Regions from separate parts of the Homo sapiens genome. Here all the other regions are linked to region 1. A link is a loop called in an ENCODE intact Hi-C map of the cell type or tissue named here. Cell type or tissue: endothelial cell of umbilical vein. All regions are shown on one strand. Links, peaks and the distances in the headings refer to the core of each region. The heading gives the core; the rest is flanking DNA. Region 1 has its middle 14 kb from the start of ZFYVE9. Region 2 overlaps ZFYVE9 (zinc finger FYVE-type containing 9). Region 3 has its middle 32 kb from the start of COA7.

The links. Hi-C counts contacts between places; a loop is a spot of excess contacts. Peaks named below come from ENCODE experiments on the same cell type or tissue, not always from the same donor. Only the 100,000 strongest peaks of a DNase experiment are listed, where the experiment ranks them.
Region 2: a loop joins it to region 1, with 11 times the contacts of the local background. A loop is called at or near these places in 13 of 110 quality-filtered maps.
Region 3: a loop joins it to region 1, with 6 times the contacts of the local background. A loop is called at or near these places in 6 of 110 quality-filtered maps.

Annotation. Positions count from the first base shown.
Region 1 is chr1:52,123,570-52,132,097 of GRCh38, reverse strand. No RefSeq gene overlaps it. Among named protein-coding and RNA genes, the nearest start is that of ZFYVE9, 14 kb to the left of the region's middle. In endothelial cell of umbilical vein, for the core only: a CTCF peak has its summit at 4,496 (motif pointing left); a DNase peak (open chromatin) is centred at 4,467.
Region 2 is chr1:52,326,145-52,334,672 of GRCh38, reverse strand. It overlaps ZFYVE9 (zinc finger FYVE-type containing 9), which reads right to left. Exons shown (of 19, transcript NM_004799.4): 14 at 1,755-1,905. Among named protein-coding and RNA genes, the nearest start is that of CC2D1B, 36 kb to the left of the region's middle. In endothelial cell of umbilical vein, for the core only: a CTCF peak has its summit at 3,991; no DNase peak of the experiment used is centred there; H3K27ac peaks cover 1,462 bases.
Region 3 is chr1:52,661,615-52,670,142 of GRCh38, reverse strand. It overlaps a transcript of SHISAL2A not described here. Among named protein-coding and RNA genes, the nearest start is that of COA7, 32 kb to the left of the region's middle. RefSeq lists silencers at 3,512-3,806, 6,892-7,186. In endothelial cell of umbilical vein, for the core only: no CTCF peak of the experiment used is centred there; a DNase peak (open chromatin) is centred at 3,622.

The sequences.
Region 1 (8,528 bases), core at 251-8,250:
GCAGGAGAATCGCTTGAACCCAGGAGGCAGAGGTTGTGGTGAGCCGAGATTGCACCACTGGACTCCAGCCTGGGCGACTGAGTGAGACTGTCTGAAAAAAAAGAAAAAAAAAAAAAAAGAAGTACATATAGATAAACTATCTATTTAAAATGTAATATAGACCAATGGATTTAATGTAACAGTATGAAAAGTTCACTGATTTGGTTGCAGAGTCCACATTGCAACTCACCTTTAATAAATTACCACCTGTGGTCAGACATAGTGGCTCACACCTGTAATCCCAGCACTATGGCAGGCTGAGGCAGGAGGATTGCTTGAGGCCAGGAGTTCATTAGAATGATTTAAATCCTATTACCCAGTAATGGGATTGCTGTGTCAAATGGTATTTCTGGTTCTAGATCCTTGAGGAATCACCACACTTTCTTCCACAATGGTTGAACTAATTTACACTCCCAGCAACAGTGTAAAAGTGTTCCTGTTTCTCCACATCCTCTCCAGCATCTGTTGTTTCCTGACTTTTTAATAATCACCATTCTAAGTGGCATGGGATGGTATCTCATTGTGGTTTTGATTTGCATCTCTTTAATGAGTAGTGATGATGAGCTTTTTTTCATATGTTTGTTGTCCACATAAATGTCTTATTTTGAGAAGTGTCTGTTCATATCCTTCACCCACTTTTTGATGGGGTTGTTTGTAAATTTGTTCAAGTTCCTTGTAGATTCTGGATATTAGCCCTTTGTCAGATGGATAATTGCAAAAATTTTCTCCCATTCTGTAGATTTCCTGTTCACTCTGATGATAGTTTCTTTTGCTATGCAGAAGCTCTTTAGTTTAATTAGATCCCATTTGTCAATTCTGGCTTTTGTTGCCTTTCCTTTTGGTGTTTTAGTCATGAAGTCTTTGCCTATGCCTATGTCTTGAATGGTATTGCCTAGGTTTTCTTCTAGGATTTTTATGTTTTAGATCTTACGTTTAAGCCTTTAATCCATCTCGAGTTAATTTTTGTATAAGGTGTAAGGAAGGGGTCCAGTTTCAGTTTTCTGCATATGGCTAGCAAGTTTTTCCAACACCATTTATTAAATAGGGAATCCTTTCCCCATTGCTTGTTTTTATCAGGTTTGTCAAAGATCAGATGGTTGTAGATGTGTGGCGTTATTTCTGAGGCCTCTGTTCTGTTCCATTGGTCTATGTATCTGTTTTGGTACCAATACTTTGCAGTTTTAGTTACTGTAGCCTTGTAGTATAGTTTGACGTCAGGTAGCGTCATGCCTCCAGCTTTGTTCTTTTTGCTTAGGATTGTCTTGGCTATACAGGCTCTTTTTTGGTTCCATATGAAATTTCAAGTCGTTTTTTTCTAATTCTGTGAAGAAAGTCAGTGGTAGCTTGATGGGGATAGCACTGAATCTATAAATTACTTTGGGCAGTATGGCCATTTTCATGATATTGATTCTTCCTATCCATGAGCCTGGAATGTTTTTCCATTTGTGTCCTGTCTTATTTCCTTGAGCAGTGGTTTGTAGTTCTCCTTGAAGAGGTCCTTCACATTCCTTGTAAGTTGTATTCCTAGGTATTTTGTTCTCTTTGTAGCAATTGTGAATGGGAGTTCACTCATGATTTGGATCTCTGTCTGTTATTGGTGTATAGGAATGCTTGTGATTTTCACATATTGATTTTGTATCCTGAGACTTTGCTGAAGTTGCTTGTCAGCTTAAGGAGATTTTGGGCTGACACGATGGGGTTTTCTAAATATACAATCATGTCATCTGCAAACAGAGAGGATTTGACTTCCTCTCTTCCTATGTGAATGCCCTTTATTTCTTTCTCTTGCCTGATTGCCCTGGGCAGAACTTCCAATACTATGTTGAATAGGAGTGGTGAGAGAGGGCATCCTTGTCTTGTGCCAGTTTTCAAAGGGAATGCTTCCAGCTTTTGCCCATTCAGTATGATGTTGGCTGTGGGTTTGTCATAAATAGCTCTTATTATTTTGAGATATGTTCCATCGATACTTTTTTTTTTGAGACGAAGTCTGGCTCTGTCGCCCAGGCTGGAGTCCAGTGGTGCAATCTCGGCTCGCTGCAACCTCTGCTTCCTGGGTTCAAGAGATTGTCCTGCCTCAGCTTCCCAAGTAGCTGGGAGTACAGATGCGTGCTACCACGCCCGGCTAATTTTTGTGATTTTACTAGAGATGGGGTTTCACTATTTTGGCCAGGCTGATCTTGAACTCCTGACCTCAAGTGATCTGCCCACCTTGGCCTCCCAAAGTGCTGGGATTAGGGGCATGAGCCACCATGCCCGGCCAACTATTGTTATTTTAAATAAATGTTTAAAATGTCTTAGTTTTAATTTCTAAAATGATACCTATCCATATATGTAATCTATAGAAACGAAAGATCTTTTGGGTCCCTTATAATTTATGAGTGTATAGGGGACCTGAGACCAAAATGTTTGAGAACTGCTGCTGTAATTTATTCAACCATTCTCTTAAAATTAGGCATTTAAATTGTTACCAGTATTTTGCAATTGCAATGTTGCAGTCAATAATTTTGGGCATATGTGTTTTTCTGTTGTTGTAGATGTATCTTTAGGGCAAATTCTTAGTTTTGCCTGATCAAATAATGCATATGTAGTTTTGTTAGATATTACCAAATTCCCTTTCCAAAAGGTTGTACCTCAGTGCTACCACTGTCCCTCTCTCCTACCAACACCCATACTTTCTGTCAAACCTGATACAATAAGATATAATAACACTTTCAAGACTGTGTAATGGGAAAAGCTTTGGAACAGACAGACATGAGTTCAGTCCTGAGTAACTACTGGATATGAAGAGAAAGACTTGTTTTCCCATCAATAAAATGAGGCTAATGTCTGCTACAATATACAAAGGAATTGGCACATAGTGGGTGTTCATTAAATGGTAGCTGATGTTATTTATTATCTGAATCACTCTGGGCAAGTGGAAGTAGTGGTCAAGGTTGACCAGCACTGATATCCTGGATTCCTTGGGGGTAAAGAGTGGACTATGCAAACTGGAACTGTAGATGATGCTGACCGTAAGAAAGCATATAGAGTTGAGAATCTTGGAAGTTATCTAGGGTGCAAAAAGAGAATAGATCAATCTAACCAGAAAAGAGGCCAGAAGCAGATGCTGAAAGCTAGGGTATAGAACCAGAAGTTAGAAGATGCAGGCAATGAAATCACCAAATAGTTCATTAATTCAGCCAGTTAGTCAAATATTTATTGAATGCTACCATGTACCAAGCACAGTGTTCTGTGGTAAGCAAGGCACTATTCCTTACAGATGTTAGACTCTACTGATGGAAGCAGATGAGGAAATAGGCAATTACAATCTTAAGGGGTAAGTGCAGTGTGTTCTAGGAACACAAATCAGGGGTATCTAACCTGAACTTAGGGATCAGGAAAAACTTCTTAGAGGAAGTGTCACCTAAGTTGAGACCTGAAAAATGTCCAGGACTTTGCTAGGTGAATTGGGTAGAGGGAGGGAAGACAGTAGATAGGAAAAGAGTTTTTTGGGCAGCATAAATAGAATGTGCAACAACCTAGAAGCAGGAGAACACATAGTATGGTATGCCTGAAGAACTGAGAGGACAATTTTGGCTGAAGCAGAGAGTACAAAGTTGGGAAGCAATGACAGCCAAGACAGAGGCCAAATCAAGAAAGGTCTTCTAATTCTTGTCAAGGACTTTGGATTCTATCAGCAGTGAGAAGCTGTTAGAGCTTTTAATCTGGTCAATGATGTTAACAGATTTGATTTTAGAAGAGATCACAATGGTGTTAACAGATTTGATTTCAGAAAAGATCACAATGGTGTTAACAGATTTGATTTTAGAAAAGATCACTAACTGCTATGTAGGAAATAGATTAGAGGACACAGACTTGGAGGCAGGGAAGCCACTTATAAGTGTTTATTGCAGTCATCCAGGCAAAAGTGATGGTGACCTGAATTAGGTAGAGGAGGGAAAATACAGATTTCAGGAAGTAAAATCATCAAACTCATGATTGGATTGGCACGTGAAAAAGAGGGAGAGGTCAAGGATGACACTTGGGTTTCTGGGTTGGGTAACTTAGTAGTCAGTGCTGTCAAGCAGGGCGACAGCAGAGAAGGAGAAGGCTTGAGGGAGAAGATGATGAATGCTATTTCAACATGTTGCCAGATTAGGAAACAGGTTCAGAGAGGTGAAGTTGCCTGTCCAAAGTGACTGTAAGTGGCAGAGCTAAGATTCCAACCCAGGTGTGACTACAGATTTTCTTACTGCTTGAGCATTGCCACACCTTCTCCCACGCTCAGGGTGGGAATATGCACCAAGCACCAGGGAGAGGCAAACTGCTGAGACCACTTCTAATGTGGGTGAAGTGCTTTCCTGTCAGTTAGATTTGACTGGAGAATAATGGAAGAGGGTATTCCCACAAGCATAATTATTGTTATTAACATTCTGTCCATGATGACCCACACTGCCATCTTCTGGTGCCAGTAAGGAAGCATTAGGATACACTTGACAGTGGGGAATGTTTATGTTTTTTCATAAGAATTCTGTATGAGGCAGTATGGCATGTATGGTACAACGGAAAGACCCTGGGCTACAGTGTGAAAACCTGGGTTCTAATGATGTAAACATGGACTGGACTGAGGAGGAAAGTTGTGTAGGCATTTGAATCTCTGGGCTTTTCCTCAGGGTATCCAGTTCAGTCAGAGCTCCTTTAGCCTACCAACCTATTTGAGACTGCCCACAAGTACAGAGATAGTGTAGTGGAAAGAGCTTGTGTTTTGCAGTAAGCAGATCTGAATTCGAATTACAGCTCCACTAATTTCAGGTTGACTGGAGAAAGTCACTTATTCTGAGCATTGTTTTTCTGATTTGTATGGTACATAGTTGTAAGGGCTAGCAAGAAAGTGCCAGGTGCATGGTAGGCACTCAATTAAAGTTAAGTATCTTCCCTTGCCTTCTCTTATCTTTTAAACCTAAAACACTGTTTCCCATCACTATCTCTGGCAGCTCCAGAAAAGAGTTAACAACTACTTCATACCCTTTCCTGTTCTTTCCAATGTACATGTATTCTCTCATAATCAGAAAACCAAATAAAAAACATTTTGTTGTACAGAATAGACCAGCCAAATAGTGAGCATCCGTTGTGGCCAACATTTATTTTATTTGAATGTGCTGCATCTCGGTTGTGCACATGAACAAATGATGTGGACTCGTGTGTGTTCTCATGTGAATGTGAATTCACTTTAATTCTGCAAACACTGAGCTCTACCTATGATCCAGACACTATAGGAATAAAGAGTTGGGTGAAAATAGTGTTTTTGCTTGGTTTTGAATGTATGAGCATATGTGCTTTGGCTGAAGGAAGGGAGGATTCATAAAATTGAGGGATGTATGAGGTGAAAGCAGTGAAGGGCTGACACTAGCTCCAGTTGGCTCATGAGAGGCAATTGTTAGATTTTCGAAACTTTGTGAGCCAATTGTTAAACATTGCCATAATAGTTAGAAGAGAAGATTTGAAATGTTCCCGACTCAAAGAAATGATAAATCTGTAAGGTGATGGATATCATAAGTACCCTAATCTGATCAGTATATACTGTATGGAGGTATCTAAATATCATATATACCCACAAATATGTAAAATTATGTATCAATTAAAATGTTTAGTTAAAATTTAAATTATATAAACTTACAATTAAATTATGTTAAAAACCAAAGTAATAAATACAGGCAGCCCTTGCTTTGCACAGTTCTGAAATGCATGAATTTTAGTTACCATAGTTAACAACACAATTCAAATTTCATTTATCACAATATAGTAACTATAAGTAATTGCACACATTACAAACTTTGCTGCTGGCTCTTCAGTCCATGCATCACTATGTAAATAACAGATGCACATTATGATCAGTCATCAATCACACCACTTCTTTCAAAGTCAATCAGTGATAGACTTTGGTCTATCACTGCATATTTGTTATTCAGTTCTTTAACAAACAGCAAAGGATATATTGTGTTGCCTCCTTTTCTACCAGTAATAAAACTCACATGACATTTTAGAAAAATGAATAATCAAAAAGGGGAATTAGAAAAAAAAGATCAAGTGAAGTAAAGAAATGAAAAGTGATAAGGCTGGAAGTGAAACTTGAAGTAGTTGAGCATGGAAATTTTGACACTGTTCCCATTTGAAAGACTTTAGATATGTAACCAGAGGAACTTAGTGAAGGCAAACTTTTGAAAAAAATGAAGAAAATGGTTATAACCAAAAGGATGAAGATGTCTTAGAGACAGTAAGACCAGCAAAAAACTTCACATTAAAGGAACTCTTTGGCCAGGTGCAGTGGCTCACACCTGTAATCCCAACACTTTGGGAGGCTGAGGCGGGTGGATCATTTGAGGTCAGGAGTTCAAGACCAGCCCGGCCAACATGGCGAAACCCCATCTCTACAAAAAATACAAAAATTAGCTGGGCATGGTGGCAGACACCTGTAATCCCAGCTACTTGGGAGGCTGAGGCAGGAGAATCACTTGAATCGGGGAGGCAGAGGTTGAAGTGAGCCAAGATTGCACCACTGCACTCCAGCCTGGGCAACAGAGCGAGACTCCATCTCAAAATAATAATAATAATAATAACTAAGTAAATAAGTAAGAGAACTCTTAGAGATACTTCAAGACATTGAGAGTACCAAAAAATTTTTGATTTAAACAGGTTTTTCAAAATATATATTGAAAGTACAAAGAATAAGATGTTCGGAGTGGACCAGGCACAGTGGCTTAGACTTGTAATTCCAGCACTTTGGGAAGCCGAGGCAAAAGGATTGCTTGAGGCCAGGAGTGTGCAAGACCAGCTTGGGCAATATGGAAGACCCTGTGTCTACAAAAATAATAAAATTTTTAATTAGTCGGGCATGGTGGCTTATGCTACATAGTCCCCACTACTCAGGAGGCTGAGGCGGGTGAGGACTGCTTGAGCTCAGGAGTTCAAGGCTGCACTGAGCTACAATAGGGTCACTGCACTCCAGCCTGGATGACAGAGCAAGACCCTGTCTCTAAAAAAGTAAAAATAAAATGTTGGAAGTGGATCCAAACTTAGAACTAGGACCATGTTCCAAGCATGGAAACGTTGGTCACTCATAAATTATACAAAAACAAAGCAAGCACTATTCAAATTACCATTGATACTTTTTTTTTTTTACAAAGAAATACTTACTAATGTTTCAAATTTATTGTTTTTAATTAGTATACCATATCATTCAATGGGGAAAAAATAGTTTTCTCAACAAATGGTGCTGGGGGCCAGGCACAGTGGCTCACATCTATAATCCCAGCACTTTGGGAGACCAAAGTGGAAAGATCACTTGAGGCCAGAAGTTCAAGACCAGCCTGGGCAACACAGTGAGACCCCTGTCTCTAAAAAATATTTGAAAATTATCTGGGCATGGTGGTGCATACCTGTGAGTCCCATCTACTCAGGAAGCTGAGGTGAGAGGATTGCTTGAGCCCAGGAGTTTGAGGCTGCACTGACCTATGATTGCACCACTGCACTCAAGCCTGGGTGACAGAGCGAGACCTGTTTCTAAAAAAATAATGAAATGATATTATTGGCTGGGCACAGTGGCTCACACCTGTAATCCCAGCACTTTGAGGGGCCAAGGTGGGTGGATTACCTGAGATCAGGAGTTCAAGACCAGCCTGACCAACATGGTGAAACCTTGTCTCTACTAAAAATACAAAAAATTAGCCAGGCATGGTGGTAGGTGCCTGTAATCTCAGCTACTTGGGAGGCTGAGGCAGGAGAATTACTTGAACCTAGGAGGTGGAGGTTGCAGTGAGCTGAGATTGGGCCATTACACTTCCAGCCTGGGCAACAAAAGCAAAACTCCATCTCAAAAAAAAAAATTAAAAGAGGGCCGGGCGTGGTGGCTCACGCCTGTAATCTCAGCACTTTGGGAGGCCCAGGTGGGCAGATCACAAGGTCAAGAGATAGAGACCATCCTGGCCAACATGGTGAAACCCTGTCTGTACTAAAAATAAAAAAATTAGCTGGGTGTGGTGGCATGTGCCTGTAGTCCCAGCTACTCGGGAGGCTGAGGCAGGAGAATAACTTGAACCTGGGAGGCGGAGGTTGCATTGAGCCAGAGATCATGCCACTGCACCTCCAGCCGGGCAACAGAGCGAGACTCCATCTTAAAAAAAAAAACAAATTATTAGAAGAAAACATAGATGTAAATCTAACCAGGGATTATGCAGTGATTTATTTATTTATTTATTTATTTATTTATTTATTTATTTCTCTCTCTTTCTCTCTTTCTTGACAGAGTCTTGTTCTGTCACCCACCCAGGATGGAGTCCAATCTCGGCTCACTTATGCAGTGGTTGCTTAGATATGACACCAAAAGTATAAGCAACCAAAGAAAAAAATAAATTGGACTTCGTCAAAACTTAACACTTTTGTGAAGCTGGCTATGGTGGGAATATTTATACCAGAGAAATTGGCAAATGGTGTATATCAGGGCTTGTTTTGTT
Region 2 (8,528 bases), core at 529-8,528, 200 kb before region 1:
AAATAGTTTAGTAAGACAGACCCTAAGCTGGAGGGATTGAAAATAATAACAAAATATTCAGAAGTTGAGAATTCCGACCATCATCACACAGAAAATTTTAAAAAATCAAATCTATATTCCACAATAAACATGTAACCAACAATTCTGATGCTTACAACAGCTTTGGGAACTAGGTTTTAAGATACACTCCCCCATTTTGTTTTGTTCTTCCTCTAATTAAGAATCCAAGTATCTTACAAGAAAAGGAATCTTAATGGTTGAGGTCAGGGGGTTGGCAAGCTATAGCCTGCCTGGCCTCCAGCCTGCTTTTGTAAATAAAATTTTATTGAAACACAGCCATGTCCATTCATTTACTTATTGTCTATGGCAGTTTTTGCACTATAATACTAGAGCCGAATAGTTGTTGACAAAAACCACAGCTTGCAAAGTCTAAAATATTTATCATTTGGCCCTTCACAAAAAAAGTTTGCCACCCCCAATCTAATCCATTGATTTTCAGATTTTTTTAGATCAAATATATTCTGAAGATAGAAATATGGTTGCCAACTATTTTATCTGCTAAGTTTTTTTTTTTTTTTTTGAGACGGAGTCTCGCTCTGTCACCCAGGCTGACGTGCAGCGGTGCTATCTCTGCTCACTGCAAGCTCCACCTCCTGGGTTCACGCCATTCTCCTGCCTCAGCCTCCCGAGTAGCTGGGACTACAGGCATGTGCCAGCATGCCCCGCTAACTTTTTTGTATTTTTAGTAAAGATGAAGTTTCACCACGTTGGTCAGGCTGGTCTTGAACTCCTGACCTTAGGTGATCCACCCACCTCGGCCTCCCAAAGTGTTGGGATTACAGGCGTGAGCCACCATGCCCTGCTTTTTTTTTTTTTTTTTTAAGAGACAGGGTCTTGCTATGTTGCCCAGGCTTGTCTTGAACGCCTTAGCTCAAATGATGCTCTCGCCTTGGCCTCCCAAAGTGCTGGGATTACAGGCATGAGCCACCGCGGCTGGCCTAACACGGGGTTTCTTAGATTAAATCTATTAAACAAGACTTATTTTTTCATGTGAAGTTTTTAACACCATGGTGCCTGAGAAAACACTTTGGGTAACGCCTCTTGAGCAATGCTTCTCAAAGTCGAATGTGCACTTGAATCACACAGAGATCTCGTTAAAATGCAAATTTTGATTAGTGAATCTGGGGTGTGGAGACCACATTCTGAATAGCACTGAAACCTCCTTCAGAATCCTGTCAAGTTAATTAGCATTCTGTGGGAATGGTCATCCAACAAGCTTCAAATTTACCTAAACATACTCTCATTATGGGGCCTAGTCGTGCCTTCAAATGCCAGAGCTGGCCCTTGTCAATATCCTAAGGGCATATTTTTTTTTTTTTTTTTAATTATTATACTTTAAGTTCTAGGGTACATGTGCACAACATGCAGGTTTGTTACATACGTATACACATGCCATGTTAGTTTTGCTGCACCCATCAACTCGTCATTTACATTAGGTATTTCTCCTAATGCTATCCCTCCCTCCTAAGGGCATATTTTCAAAATTGTTCCCTCAATAACACATATCCCATTTGCAACTCTGAGTCTGGCCACTTGGGGAGTCAACATAATCCTGAAGAATATGGTTGGAAAGGTTAATTAATTTGTTTGTGGTCACCTATCTAGAAAGTGAGTGTTACGGGACTGAGGTATCTAACTGTCCAAGTCCAGTATAATTTTCCATTATCATAATCTCAACCAGCTCAAATGCTCACCTTTTCTGGGCTGATTGTGAATACTGATAGCCTGGGTCTGATAGTTTCCATCATCATTCTGTACACACACAAGATGAGAGTCTGCCTTTTCATTGAAGCAGGCACCTCCTGCCAGGACATGCTCATTGGACTTGTTCATGGCTTTCATCATCTGCAATCAAAGAGATAACCTTATTCTGACAAGAATGGGCATTTTTCTGTCTGACATGGTGCAACTCCATCTTCTCAAAAACAAAACTAACAGAATATTACGTATTAAAGTGACAAAAAGGGCCACCAAATAATGAAACAAAGTAAAAAAATGTCACCATTAACAAATCAATGTACACAAAAATTCCCTGTACATTTTATAAGCCATTTGTACTATGACCTAATAAGCACATGATACATTTTGCATTCACTTTTTGTCTTATTGCTGATTGAACTCAAGTAGCTAAAATTAGTTTAGCTAATTGTAGTTTCTCCTATATACTGGATTCTCTGAGGATATATAATCTGAAATTCTAAGTTCAAAAGAATGTCCCATATTTAAGTACATCTGCTTTCTTTTTCAACTTCCAAAGGAGTGAACTTCCCTCTAAAAACATATGAAATTCAAATTGTTTCTTAATTTTACTAACTTATGTTTGAGATCTTCAATGAAATTAGTTACTAATATTTTGCTTTATTCTTCTCAAAAGATTTAACATGATAATTCTGACCTAATCCAAAAAAAAAAAAATTCATGGGCCACTGTTTTGCATGTAATATGTAAGAACTCACCTTGATGTTAAACTCCAACCCTTGGCTGAAACAGGTTAATGATCATTTGTTGTTATTTATTTCTATAAAGAGTTTGGGGCCAGGCACGGTGGCTCATGCCTATAATCCCAGCAATTTGGGAGGCCGAGGCAGGCGGATCACGAGGTCAGGAGATCGAGACCATCATGGTTAATACGGTGAAACCCCGTCTCTACTAAAAATAAAAAAAAATTTAGCTGGGCATGGTGGCAGATGCCTGTTGTCCCAGCTACTCAGGAGGCTGAGGCAGGCGAATGGCATGAACCCGGGAGGCGGAGCTTGCAGTGAGCCAAGATCGCACCACTGCACTCCAGCCTGAGGAAAGAGCAAGACTCTGTCTCAAAAAAAAATAAAAAAAAAAAAAAGAGTTTGACACCTTTTTTTTTTGAGACAGGGTCTCTCTCTGTTGCCCAAGCTGGAATGCAGTGGCTCGATCTTGGCTCACTGCAACCTCCGCCTCCTGGGTTCACGCCATTCTCCTGCCTCAGCCTCCCGAGTAGCTGGGACTACAAGTGCCTGCTACCACGCCCAGCTAATTTTTTTGTATTTTTATAGAGACAAGGTTTCACCGTGTTAGCCAGGATGGTCTCGATCTCCTGACCTCGTGATCCGCCCACCTCAGCCTCCCAAAGTGCTGGGATTACAGGTGTGAGCCACTGCACCCGGCCGACACTTTTTTTTTTTTTTTAAGAGACAGGGATCTCACTATGTTGTCCAGGCTGGATTCAAGCTCCTTGGCTCAGGTGATCCTCCCACCTCAGCCTCTTGAATGGCTGGGATTATATAGGCACATGCCACCTAGCCCAGCTCTGGGTTAATGATAATTTGTTTTTATTTCCCATTTTTTCCTTCATGTCATCCCATTTGTCCAACTTTCTGATCTAATCCTTTAAAATTGAGCCTTTAAACATCTAACTGGAAACTTATTTTGTTTTACTCCCCTCTTCCTCCTATAAGCTGTAGTGTTGCAGGCCAGGCCCGGTGGCTCACACCTGTAATCCCAGCACTTTAGGAGGCCGAGGTGGGTGAACCACTTGAGGTCAGGAGTTCGAGACCAGCCTGGCCAACATGGTAAAACCCCATCTCTACTAAAAGTACAAAAAAATGAGCTGGGTGTGGTGGCGGGTGCCTGTAATTCCAGCTACTTGGGAGGCTGAGGCAGGAGAATCACTTTACCCCAACAGGTGGAGGCTGCAGTGAGCCAAGATTGCGCTACTACACTCCAGCCTGGGGAACACAGGGAGACTATCTCAAAAAATAAAAATAAAATAAAAAAGTTGTAGTGCTGTCAGAGTTGTTTGACTCCATCTTGAACAGGGGCTGGGTAAAATGAGGCTGAAACCTGCTGGGCTGCATCCCAGGAGGTTGGGCATTCTTAGGATAGGAGGAAAGCACAAGATACAGGTCACAAAGACCCCACTGATAAAAACAGAATGCTGTAAAGAAGCTAGCCAAAACCCACCAAAACCAAGATGGTGATGAAAGTGACCACTGGAGGTCCTCACTGCTCATTATCACTAATTATAATGCATTAGCATGCTAAATGACGCTCCCACCCATGCATGACAGTTTTACAAATGCCATGGCAATGTCAGGAAGTTACCCTATATGATCTAAAAAGGAAGGAACCCTCAGTTCCAGGAATTCCCCACCCCTTTCCCAGAAAACCCTTTGTTTAGCATATAATCAGGAAATACCGTAACTATACTCAGTCAGGCAGCCCATGACACTGCTCTGCCTATGGAGCAGCCATTCTTTTTTTGAGATGGAGTTTCGCTCTTGTTGCCCAGGCTGGAGTGCAGTGACACTATCTCAGCTCACCGCAACCTCCAGCTCCCAGGTTCAAGTGATTCTCCTGCCTCAGCCTCCCGAGTAGCTGAGATTACTGGCATGTGCCAGCACACCCACTAATTTTGTATTTTTAGTAGAAATGGGGTTTCTCCATGTTCGTCAGGCTGGTCTCGAACTCCCGACCTCAAGTGGTCCGCCCACCTTGGCTTCCAAAGTGCTGGGATTATAGGCGTGAGCCATCGCACCTGGCCTGCCCATTTTTTAACTGGGTTGTCTTTTTTTTAGAGACTATGGTGCTATGTTATGTTATGTTATGTTATGTTATCCAGGTTGACACTGATCCTCCCACCTTATCCTTCCAAGTAGCTGGAACTACAGGCACATACCCACTTTGCCTTGCTGTCTTTGCTGTTGACACGGAAGAATTTTTTTTTGTTTTGTTTTTGAGACAGTCTCGCTCTGTCACCCAGGCTGGAGTGCAGTGGCGCGATCTAGGCTCACTGCAAGCTCCACCTCCCAGGTTCACGCCATTCTCCTGCCTCAGCCTCCCGAGTAGCTGGGATTACAGGTGCTGGCCACCATGCCCGGCTAATTTTTTGTATTTTTAGTAGAGACGGGATTTCACCGTATTAACCATGATGGTCTCGATCTCCTGACCTCATGATCCGCCAGCCTTGGCCTCCCAAAGTGCTGGGATTATAGGCATGTGCCACCGCGCCCGGCCGATATGTAAGAATTCTTAAGACCCTTATGAGAGATATGATCTGAAAATATTTTCTCCCATTTTATAGGTTGTCTTTTCATTTTCTTGCTAATGTCCTTGGATGCACAAAATTTCTAATTTTTATTAAATCCAATTCATCTATTTTTTTTCTTTTGTTGCTTGTGCTTTTGGGGTCATATCTAAGAATCCAATGCCAAATCCAAGGTCACGAAAGATTACTGTTTTCGTCTAATAGCTTTATGGTTTTAGCTCTTATATTTAGTTTGTTGGTTGATTGTTTTGAGTCAGTTTTTATATATAATGTGAGGTAAGGGTAAGTTTTAAAATTGAGAAGTATAAATCCACCAATTTTGTTCTTCTTTTTTCAAGAACATCCACGAAGGGCTATTAAGGGCCCCTTGCAATTACAGATGATTTGAATATTGGCTTTTCCATTGCTGCAAAAAGGCCATTGAAATTTTGATACGGCTTGCAATGAATCATTTGTAGATCACTTTTAATATTGACATCTTAACAATATTAAGTCTTCTAATCCATGGAACATCTTTCCATTTACACAGGTCTTTAATTACTTTCAGCAACGTTTTGTAGTTCTCAGGGTACAAGTCTTTTACTTCCTTGGTTAAATTTACTCCTAGGTATTGTATCCATACAACTCTAAGGCATCATCATCATCTCTTGGCTTTACTTTATTATAACTCTTCCAAAGCACCAGAGGTATCCAAACTATAATTGAATACTCCTCTTACACTGATATTTATCAACCTCACTAATCCAAACCACTTCTACCCAGGTTTTCCAAAGGTTACTTTGAAATAATTCTTCTGTAAATAGGATGAGTCAGCTAGAAGATTTCTGCTTAGCAAAGCCAACTGACAGACACATTTAGGTTCTCATTTGCAATTTACATTTGTATCACATGAAAGAAACTGAGATGATCACAATTTTAAAGAAATCATTTCTTCCGAATCATTAGGCTAAAGTGGTTTCTAATTTTGTCTACACTAAGCAGACTAAGAAACATTTTCAATCCAGACATTCTGAATAAATTAGCTGGCCTCAAAGGAAATCATTTCCTTGGATGTAAATTACAAGTCCAATGAAAGAAACTTCATATTTCTTTAGAGATAAATGAATATATTTTCTCTTAAGATAATGCTCAGTTACAACAAGAGCAGAGTTTTCAAGAGATTCAAAGGACCTTACTGACCATAAAACAAACTTACACTAGTCATATAATGATATAAATATTTGACTATCCATTTTGGTTGTGTTATTCTGCTGTCAATTCAAATTCTGTAATGTTCTTGTATCTATACCTATTTTCACCATAGTTCAAGGCCTAATTGCCTCTTTTCTGGACATAATGACCTTGTAACTGGTTTTCCTACAGTGAATCTCTATCAGTTCTGATTCATCACATACAATGTTTTCGTACTTATCAAAGCACAGCTCTATGTCACATCTTCTCCAGCTTGTCCTCCATTCAGAATCTCAAGCTTCCTATGCTCTAACCCCAAATCTTGCCTCCCTCCTACAGTATCCTTACATGCTGCTTACATGTAGGACTACTTCCTGATGGCCTACCATTTCCCATCCCTGAGGCTTTGCATTACTATTTTCTTTTTGGGTTTTTTTTTTTTTCTTTTTGAGACAGAGTCTTGCTCTGTTGGCCAGGCTGGAGTGCAGTGGTGTGGTCCTGGCTCACTGCGGCCTCTGCCTCCTGAGTTCACGCGATTCTCCTTCCTCAGCATCCCAAGTAGCTGGGACTGCAGGCGCCCGCCACCACCCGGGCTAATTCTTTGTATTTTTAGTAGAGACGGAGTTTGACCATCTTGGCCAGGCTGGTCTCAAACTCCTGAGCTTAAGTGACCCACCCACCTCGGCCTCCCAAAGTGATGGGATCACATGCGTGAGCCATCGCGCCCGGCCTACCTTCCCTTTTCTTCTCCCATGGCCAAGCACCTGAAAAAGTAGTCCCCTGAAAATGCCAATTTCAGCATGAAGACTTTTTTTTTTTCTGAGACAAGTCTCCCTCTGTCGCTCAGGCTGGAGTGCAGTGGCACCATCTCGGCTCACTGCAACCTCTTGCCTCCCGGATTCAAGCAATTCTTCTGCCTCAGCCTCCCGAGTAGCTGGGACTTCAGGCACACGCCACCACGCCCCACTAATTTTTGTATTTTTAATACAGATGGGGTTTCACCATATTGGCCAAGCTGGTTTCGAACTCCTGACCTTGTGATCTGCCCGACTCAGCCTCCCAAAGTGCTAGGATTACAGGTGTGAGCCACCGCGCCTGGCCAGCATGAAGACTTCTTTAACCCCCAGTGAGACATTAATGTGACCATTACCTTCTTTGAAATGCCATAGCACATTCTCTGTACTTTTTATATGCCATCATTCACATTCAACCTTGAATAATGCTTAATTGCAAGACCAACAGTATTTTTGTTTGTTTATTTTTGAGACAGAGTCTCACTCTGTCACCAGGCTGGAGTGTAGTGGTGCAATCTCGGCTCACTGCAAACTTCGCCTCCTGGGTTCAAGCGATTCTCCTACCTCAGCCTCCCGAGTAGCTGGGACTACAGGTGCATGCCACCATGCCCAGCTAATTTTTGTATTTTTAGTAGAGATGGGGTTTCACCATGTTAGCCAGGATGGTCTCTATCTCCTGACCTGGTGATCCACCCACCTCAGCCTCCCAAAGTGCTGGGTTACAGGCATGAGCCACTGTGCCCGGCCTTGTTTGTTTTTGAGATGGAGTTTCACTCTTGTTGCCCAGGCTGGAGTGCAATGGTGCAGTCTTGGCTCATTGCAGCCTCCACGTCCTGGGTTCAAGTGATTCTCCTGCCTCAGCCTCTCAAGTAGCTGGGATTACAGGCACAGGCATGTGCCACCATGTCCAGCTATTTTTTTTTTTTTTTTTTTTTGGTATTGAGTAGAGACAGGGTTTCACCATGTTGGTCAAGCTGGTCTTGAACTCCTGACCTTAGGTGATCCACCCACCTTGACCTCCCAAAGTGCTGGGATTACAGGCATGATCCACCATGCCTGGCCTTCGACCAACAGTATCTGAATACTGGCCTTGCTCGTAACTATCTGTGTGTCTTTGGTAAACTTACTTAACCTCTCTGTGTCCCAGGACCCTCTTCTATAAAATGTGATAATAAAAGTAACTATTTCATAGAGTTATGAGAGTTAGATAAATTAATATTTACAAAGTGCTTAGGACAGCATCAAACATATAATAAGTACTCTTTTAACAAACAATTTGTTAAATAAAATTTGTATGCTCATCTTCCCTACCCTGCCTACTGAACCTTACAGCAACCTTAAAATCAGCAGCAAATAATTCAACCAGGTAGCTCCTATACCTCTTATAAGATAATGAAATTAAAGACCTTTCCTAAAAGTTTACAAATTATTGAGAATGACATACCAGTAAAAGGCAGAGAAACAACTGCTGTAACAACAGAATG
Region 3 (8,528 bases), core at 1-8,000, 540 kb before region 1:
GGGAGATGGAGCCATAAATTTTAATAACTTCTCAAAAAAGTCTGCATTCCCCCCAAATATTAAGAGCCTCTGGTATAGATGAACCAAGAAACAAATAAATGCTTTTAGTTGGAAGCTTGAAAGTTTGACTTATAGTGCTGATATTTTTAAATGTTGCAATGATGGCATGGAGGAATGTTGGTGGGATGGAACATTGGAATGGCAGAGAGAGGAATGTTGGTGGGGTGGAGTGCTCCCCAGAATGGAATGACAACATGACAGAATGTGGTGTGCTGGAACATTAGTGTGTCAGAATATTAGGATATTCTAGAATGTTGATGTAACTGGGCCTACACAAATGTAGCTGTGTAGGTCACTATGTTCTGCACTTTTTGTATCATTCTAGGCCTTCGCTTTTGTCCCTACCTTGTTTTTTTTTTCTCAATAGAACACCACCTTCCAGATGTCTTAGCATCCTCTTTTTTTTTTTTTTTTTTTGAGACAGAGTCTCGCTCTGTCACCCAGGCTGGGGTGCAGTGGCGTGATCACAGCTCACTGCAACCTCCACCTCCCAGGTTCAAGTGATTCTCGTGTCTCAGCCTCTCAAGTAGCTAGGTTTACAGGCATGTGCCACCAACCCCAGCTAATTTTTGTATTTTTAATAGAGATGGGGTTTCACCATGTTGGCCAGGGTATTCTCGAACTCCTGGCCTCACATGATCCACCCGCCTCGGCCTCCCAAAGTGCTGGGATTACAGGTGTGAGCCACTGCGCCCGGTAGTATCCTCTTGCCTGTAGCTCAGTTGTATCTCAGGGTTGGGCTGCTATCTGATTCAGCCTCTGAATCTCCAACATTCCCTAGCTCAGTGCCCTGTAGGGGTCCAGTAAAGATCCAATTGGTGGTTCACGCCTGTAATCCCAGCACTTTGGTAGGCCAAGGTGGGAGGATCGCTTGAGCTCAGAAGTTCAAGACCAGCCTGGGCAATAAGAGAAGCCCCATCTCAAAAAAAAAAAAAAAAAAAAGATCCAATTGGCTGCTGGTACATGGGCTTGTGTCAGTTTTATTTTACACTGAGCCACTTTTTCCTTTCTGACTGTGCCCACTCTCCTTCAAGATCTGTCTCAACTACCTTGCAGGCTCAGGACTCGGGTAGATTACCTTGTCCATTCCTGTGTTTTCAGAGCCCGGTTCAGGGGCTGCCCAGAGGGCATGCCAACCCTGTGGCTTAGTCAGGGTAGCCTGACTAAGCTCTTGGCCAGAGGCCTGTCTGCAGCTGGGGCTCTTAGGGCTGGAGTTCAGCTTCTGGAGCTGTTAGGCTGAAGGAGACTCAGGATCCTTGAGGTTAGTCAGGAGCAGGGTAGGCCAGATCAGAGTTAGTTGGGGGAAAGGTGAGGCTTCATTACCAGAAGAACCTGATCCAAAGGCCAAATCCAAGAGCTGGGGTAGGGCATAGATTGGAGTCCAGAGTAGGAGCGGATGGGGAGGAGTTGGGGTAACGGCTGGTCTCCTAGACGTTCACTCCTCCTTTGCTCCATACACTCATTCGTGTGGCTGACACTTGCTGAGGCCTCCTCTGAGGAAGATCTGTCCATGCCCTGGAATTAACAGTCCATAATGGCGAGATGGACACATAGAAAATGACAATCCAGTGTGGTCGGGGCTATGACACAGAGAAGCTGTGGGAGACCAGAGGAGATCCCAACTCAGCTTGGGAGTCAAAAACAATTTCCTAGAGGAATACTCTCTAAGCTGACGCTGGAAGGAGTCAGGGAGGGGTGGGGGGCATTTTCAAATGGGAAGGCTGCCTCAAAAGCCAAAGTGCACGGAAATTTCCCAGTACCTACCTGTGGGCCTCAGATCAAGGTGCTAATCACAGACTGTTCAGTTCTTTGGGCCACACATGTTTGGTCTATCCAGGTCTAATTACCTTCAGACTTTCCCCAGCTATTCCAATAACCCACAAATTGAAGTATGTTGCAATCAATTCCAACCAGGAGAGGATAACTGCATCTTAAAGTGTGGAGACATTTCCTGATTTTGAGAGAACAGAATTTTCTGGACGTGCAAAGCCTGCTACCTCCCAGCCACCCTGCTGCCATGGCCTTTCTTCTGGGCCCACACATTAGCTATGTACTCATCCCAACAGCTGGGTGGGCCATTTACTCCCGGGGTGACCATCTCAGTTACTTCAACTTTGAAATGAGCTCCATAATGGTGTGGGGAATGCTTACTAAACTGGGTGGCAAGAGAACTATATTCAAACCATGGAGGCTTCACCAATGGCACTGTGTGAGGTTGGGCAGGGCATTTCTCTCTAGAACTCAACTTTCCTACCAGTGAAAAAGCAGAAAGGATGCAAAGGGGCTAGGATCTCCCTGCCTTGATGGTCCATGTCTATGTCAAATGCTGTATGTCCTGTTTTTGGCCTGCTTCTTTGAAATAGAGGCCACGTGATAGAGTGGATTCTGCAGACAGAAGATTTAGATATGATTCTGGTTCTGACTTGCTTTGTAAGTCTGGGACAGCCATGAAACCCCCTCCGAGCCCCAGTTTTCTCATTTGGTAAACTGAGGTAATACCTACCTCACAGGGTTCTGTGAGGCTCCAGTGAGCTAAAAGCAACATAATGATGACGATGACAATGATGATGATGGTGGTGGTGGTGATGGTGATGGTGATGGTGATGGTGATGATCTGTCTCCACAGCAGTCAATCTCTTTGAACGAATTACAATTGTGGTTGTTGCCAGGAAGTTAGGAACCACCTGCAGGGTCATAGAGAATGTGAACAAATCTTTGAAAGACTTCCCCATGGCGGAGCAAACATTCCCAGCAAGAGCTATTACTGAGGGGAAAAGAGGAATGAACTCGTGCTGACTAACTACGCCCATTTACTTCTTCCATTCCTGCAAGGTAGGTGTTCGTGTACCCATACTAGCTGGGTAACCAGTATATAAACCTTTCAGAGCCTCAGTCTCTTCACCTGTAAAATGTAATATTACCAAACTCAGAATTGGTGAAGCCTATAGTGGACATTGATTGCTCTGGGCCACCCAGCATCCAAACACTCCCTATCTGGAGGAATTCCAAGCTATGTGGGAGCTGAAGGAGGCAGCAACTCCTCCTGACCCTTGTGGGCTTGTGATTGGCCAAGTCAATGCCCTACATGGGCTGAGTCTGGTGGCAGTTAGCAGAGGGGCAAGGACAGAGATTACTTCAGGTGGCTGCAATGGGGCAAGAGCCTAGCAGTGCAGTGGTGATCAGCAAGTATCTGTGTGGCTAGAGGCAGAGTCTGTCCTAAACACATAGTTCCCATGGCAGGACTTTGGCCGTGCCCAGCTGCCCTTGATTCTCATCTAGCTTTGTGGTCTCCCTGTCATTTCAGTGAGACATCCAATAGCTTTCCAGTAAAGACCCTTTTTGCTTAATTTTGCCAGAGGTAGTTTCTGGCAACTACCTCTGAGAATTTGTTTACAACTGAGAATCTTGACTGGTACAGCGTAAACCCCATAACATGCCAGACACAATGCTCAGCATATAGTAAGCACTCAAAAAACTATAGACACACACACACACACACGCGCGTGTGCACAGAAACAAAAGTTCAGAGAAGTAAAATGATCTGCCTAAGGTCACACAGCAGGTGGTGCTATGGGGCTGGACATGGACATCTTGGTGGTACACTGCATTTAATTAATTAATTAATTAATTTGAGACAGAATCTCACTCTGTTGCCCAGGCTGGAGTGCAGCGGCGCAATCTTGGCTCACTGCAACCTCCGCCTCCTGGGTTCAAGTGATTCTCCTGCCTCAGCCTCCCAAGTAGCTGGGACTACAGGCGCCTGCCACCACGCCCAGCTAATTTTTGTACTTTTAGTAGAGGCACGGTTTCATCATGTTGTCCAGGCTGGTCTTGAACTCCGGACCTCAAGTGATCCCCCCGTCTCAGTCGTCCAAAGTGTTAGGATTACAGGCGTGAGCCACCGCTCCCAGCCGGTACACTGCATTTAGATATCACTTTACTTCATAACACATTGTAGAACAATGTATTATTAACACATTTCTTCGTAAGTATCCAAACAACCTAGTGAGGCCAGAAGGGCTGGGATATTCTCTTGAGACAGAGAGGAAGGCATTAGCTCAAGGTAACCCTGTAAATAGTGGTGGCCTAGAATCCAGGTCTCAAGTCCACAGCCCAGGGCCGGTGCTCTGGTCATGTTCACACATGTGAGCTCACACATGCACACGCTGCTACATTTTATGAAGCAGCTCCATCGGAATACATGGCTACCTGATGCATTAGCAACCTGGGGTGAGTCAGCAGCTGCCTGTGAGGCCATCAGGGAGGGAACACCATGTACCAGAACTTGCAGAAAGGAGTGCTTCTGCAGCTTCCATGTGATCTGGGGTACAGGGAAGTGGGGGGGGATGGTGCTTGAGAAGAAGGATGGGAGGGAGGTGGGGATGGGTAGATTTGTCCTAACTTAGGGCCTCCTCTGGGCCCCAATAGGGCCCATACTTATTGAGGGAGATTTTGGTTCCTGCAGTGTTGGCAAAGTGGCTTAATTCGACTTAATGGAAGAAAAATGTGTAATGAATATGGATAATGCATACAATGAGGCCCCAGGGAGGGCTGGTTGGAGGAAGGGTGATGAGCTCATGATAAGTCTGAATGATAATGAGGCTGTAGCTCCAAGGGTGAGCCCAGGTAGAAGACATCGGGGACAACTGCTCCTCCCTAGGGGAGTGGGATCCTCCTGCTGACCTCTGTCCCCACCCTGCCCTGGCCTTCAGACCTTGACCTCCCACTTGGATAGAGTTACAGAATGTCAGATTCACAGGATTCTGGTTTCACAGGATTAGAATCAGGCTCAAGATTCCACAATTACAGACCTTTAGCACCACATATGTTAACAATAGAAAATTTCAGAATTGAACAGTCTGACAATTGGAGCCCCTTGGGAAGAAATCTAGGAGATCTTTCCCCAACTTTCATTTAGTAACAATAAATAACATCTGTCGAGCACATCACAACTTCCAAAGTCCTTTCACATCTGTACAGACATCGCATAGGGGTGGGTGGTATTATACCTTCAGCTTAAGTATTGTGCAGATCAAAATGGGCTGGCTGGCGGATTGCTTGAGCCTGGGAGTTCGAGACCAGCCTGGGCAACTTGGCAAAACCTCGTCTCTACTAAAAATACAAAAATTAGCTAGGCGTGGTGGTGTGCGCCTGTAGTCCCAACTACTCAGAAGGCTGAGGCAGGAGGATCACTTATGCCAGGGAGGTCAAGACTGCAGTGAGCCATGATTGCACCACTGCACTCCAGACTGGGCACAGAGCAAGATCCTGTCTTAGAATAAAAATAGCCGGGGTGCAGCGGCTCATGCCTGTAATCCCAGCACTTTGGGAGGCCGAGGCAGGCGGATCACGAGGTCAGGAGATGGAGACCATCCTGGCCAACACAGTGAAACCCCGTCTCTCCTAAAAAATACAAAAAATCAGGGCCGAGCGCGGTGGCTCACGCCTGCAATCCCAACAACTTTGGGAGGCCAAGGCGGGCAGATCACCTGAGGTCGGGAGTTTGAGACCAGCCTGACCAACATGGAGAAACCCCGTCTCTACTAAAAATACAAAAAAATTAGCCGGGCATGGTGGCACACGCCTGTAATCTCAGCTACTCGGGAGGCTGAGGCAGGAGAATCGCTTGAACCCGGGAGGTGGAGGTTGCGGTGAGCCAAGATTGCGCCACTGCACTCCAGCCTGGGCAACAAGAGCAAAACTCGGTTTCAAAAAAAAAAAAAAATTAGCTGGGCGTGGTGGCCGGCGCCTGTAGTCCCAGCTATTCGAGAGGCTGAGGCAGGAGAATGGCGTGAACCCGAGAGGCAGAGCTTGCAGCGAGCGGAGATCGCGCCACTGCACTCCAGCCTGGGCGACAGAGCGAGATTATGTCTCAAAAAAAAAAAAAGAATAAAAATTAAAATTAAAAAATAAATAAATAAAATGGGCTGGTCTTGCAGGACAAATTCTATTTTCCATATGCCAAGGTTTCGATACCTTTGTCTTCTGTAGTTATATAAACACTTCTATTTGGTATAATGTGTTCAAATTCTCTGTTGTGTAAATTCTGCACGGTCAAGTATGGTTTTTCAGAATGCATTTTGGCATATTGCAATGCTCAAAAATATGACTATCATTGTTGCATCAGCATAATCAGGGTTGGTACATTCTGCGATAGCTTTTTGGCAGGTTTTATCATCCAGCACTATTTTCAGTTCACAAAGGACTTAAACAACATATCCAAGAATAGATTTAAGTCACTAATGTAAAGACTGAACTTCAAGTTACTTCAAGGGTTAGTCAGCACATGTTCTGATTTTCTTTCTTTCTTTTCTTTTTTTTTAGACGCAGTTTCGCTCTTGTTGCCCAGGCTGGAATGCAATGATGCAGTCTCAGCTCACTGCAACCTCCACCTCCCAGGTTCAAGCGATTCTCCTGCGTCAGCTTCCCGAGTAGCTGGGATCACAGGCATGCGCCACCACGCCCGGCTAATTTTTGTATATTTAGTAGAGACGGGGTTTCACCATGTTGGCCAGGCTGGTCTCGACCTCATGACCTTAGGTGATCCACCCGTCTTGGCCTCCCAAAGTGCTGGGATTACAGGCGTGAGCCACCGCGCCCGGCCACATGTTCTGATTTTCTTAGAATAAGAAGTTAAACTACCAAAGATACGGAAAGAAGAAAAAAAGCAAACATAAGCTTTGGTGGATAGGAGCGCATAATGAACGCCACACAGAGGGGTGGTTGCGGGGAGGGCGGAGGAGGTGCTTGGAGGGAACCTGTGCTTGGGATTCTGCCAGTAACGGGCTGCGAGGGGTCTGGGGCAAATCCCTCACGCCTCTGGGTCTCAGTTTTTCCCTATTTCAAATGGGGATAATAATTCTCACCCTGGGGAAAGTTCGGGAGTTGATCAGCCCGGGAGGACATCTGCAGCCACAGGACAAAGAGCTAAGAGAGATGGAGAAGAGGGAGGGGTGTGGAACCGCAGGGAGCTGCGAGGGGCTTACGGCTTCCATGGTAACCTACAGCAGCCAGGAGAGAAGGCGGGGCTTGAGAACCCGGAGCTGGAGGTTTAGAAGATGAAGGTTTCACAATGAAGCTCCCTACTTCCCGGAGAAAGGCCTCCTTGGAGATAAGGCTGGCTGCACGACAGCAGCCCTCTGTGCTGGACAAGTAGTGATTTTGCCCTGTGCTTGAATAAACAAACCATGGCACTTTCCACAGTGTATTTAACTGTCTATTTAACCTAGCAGTCTTCCTCCAGTAGCCTGAGAATTCCCTGAGGGCAGGAATTATGACTGATTCATTTCTTTGTTCCTAGAGCCCAGGACAAGACCTGGCACACAAAAGATAGTCTGTTGGTTAGCGGACTATGGCTGAAGGTGGGGCTAGAGAGATCTACTTGTCCAGAGCCCTTGGAGCCCTAAGGGGTACTCTCTTTAAAACAGAAAGGGTGGGGGGGCGGTACCTCACGCCTGTAATCCCAGCACTTTGGGAGGCCTAAGTGGGCAGATCACTTGAGGTCTGGAGTTCAAGACCAGCCTGGCCAACACGGTAAAACCCCATCTTTATTTAAAAAAAAAAAAAAAAAATTAGCCGGGCATATTGGCAGGGGCCTGTAATCCCAGCTACTCACAAGGCTGAGGCAGGAGAATCACTTGAACCCGGGAGGTGGAGGTTGCAGTGAGCTGAGATTGAGACATCGCACTCCAGCCTGGGTGACAGAGCAAGACTCTGTCTCAATAAATAAATAAATAAATAAAATAAAATAAAATAGAAAGTTGACAGGATAGAATGCTTCCTCTACCTGGATGAGACCCTTCAAGTATTGCCATGGTCCATCAAGATTAAGTTCAACCCCTGCTTCCTCCATGAAGGCTTCCAGACTGTTTCTTTTCTCCTGCCTTAGAATCTTTGCAACTCTAATGGTCCTTACCCCACATCTTGGCATTTGTTTGGGATCTCTCTCTGACTGTTCTCTAGGGGTTTCACGGGTCAAACCTACTCTTCATCTCTAGTAAGTAAGGCCTGAAGGGCGGGGTTGCAGGATTATTATTATTTTTTTTTTTTTGAGACGGAGTCTTGCTCTGTCACCCAGGCTGGAGTGCAGTGGCGCAATCTCAGATCACCGCAACCTCCTCCTCCTGGGTTCAAGCGATTCTCCTGCCTCAGCCTCCCGAGTAGCTGGGATTACAGGCACCTGCCACCATGCCTGGCTAATTTTTTGTATTTTTAGTAGAGACGGGGTTTCACCATGTTGACCAGGCTGGTCTGGAACTCCTGACCTCAGGTTATCCGCCCTCCTTGGCCTCCCAAAGTGCTGGGATTATAGCTGTGAGCCACCATGCCCGGCCGTATTCTATTCTAAGGGCTTGTCACAGTGGTGGGCCCACAGTGTGTCTTCAGTCAACTCTCTCAGAGTGGGTCATCTGCTCTGGGTGGCCTTGATCCTGTGAGGGATGGAGAAGGTATGCAAGGAGCCCTTCACA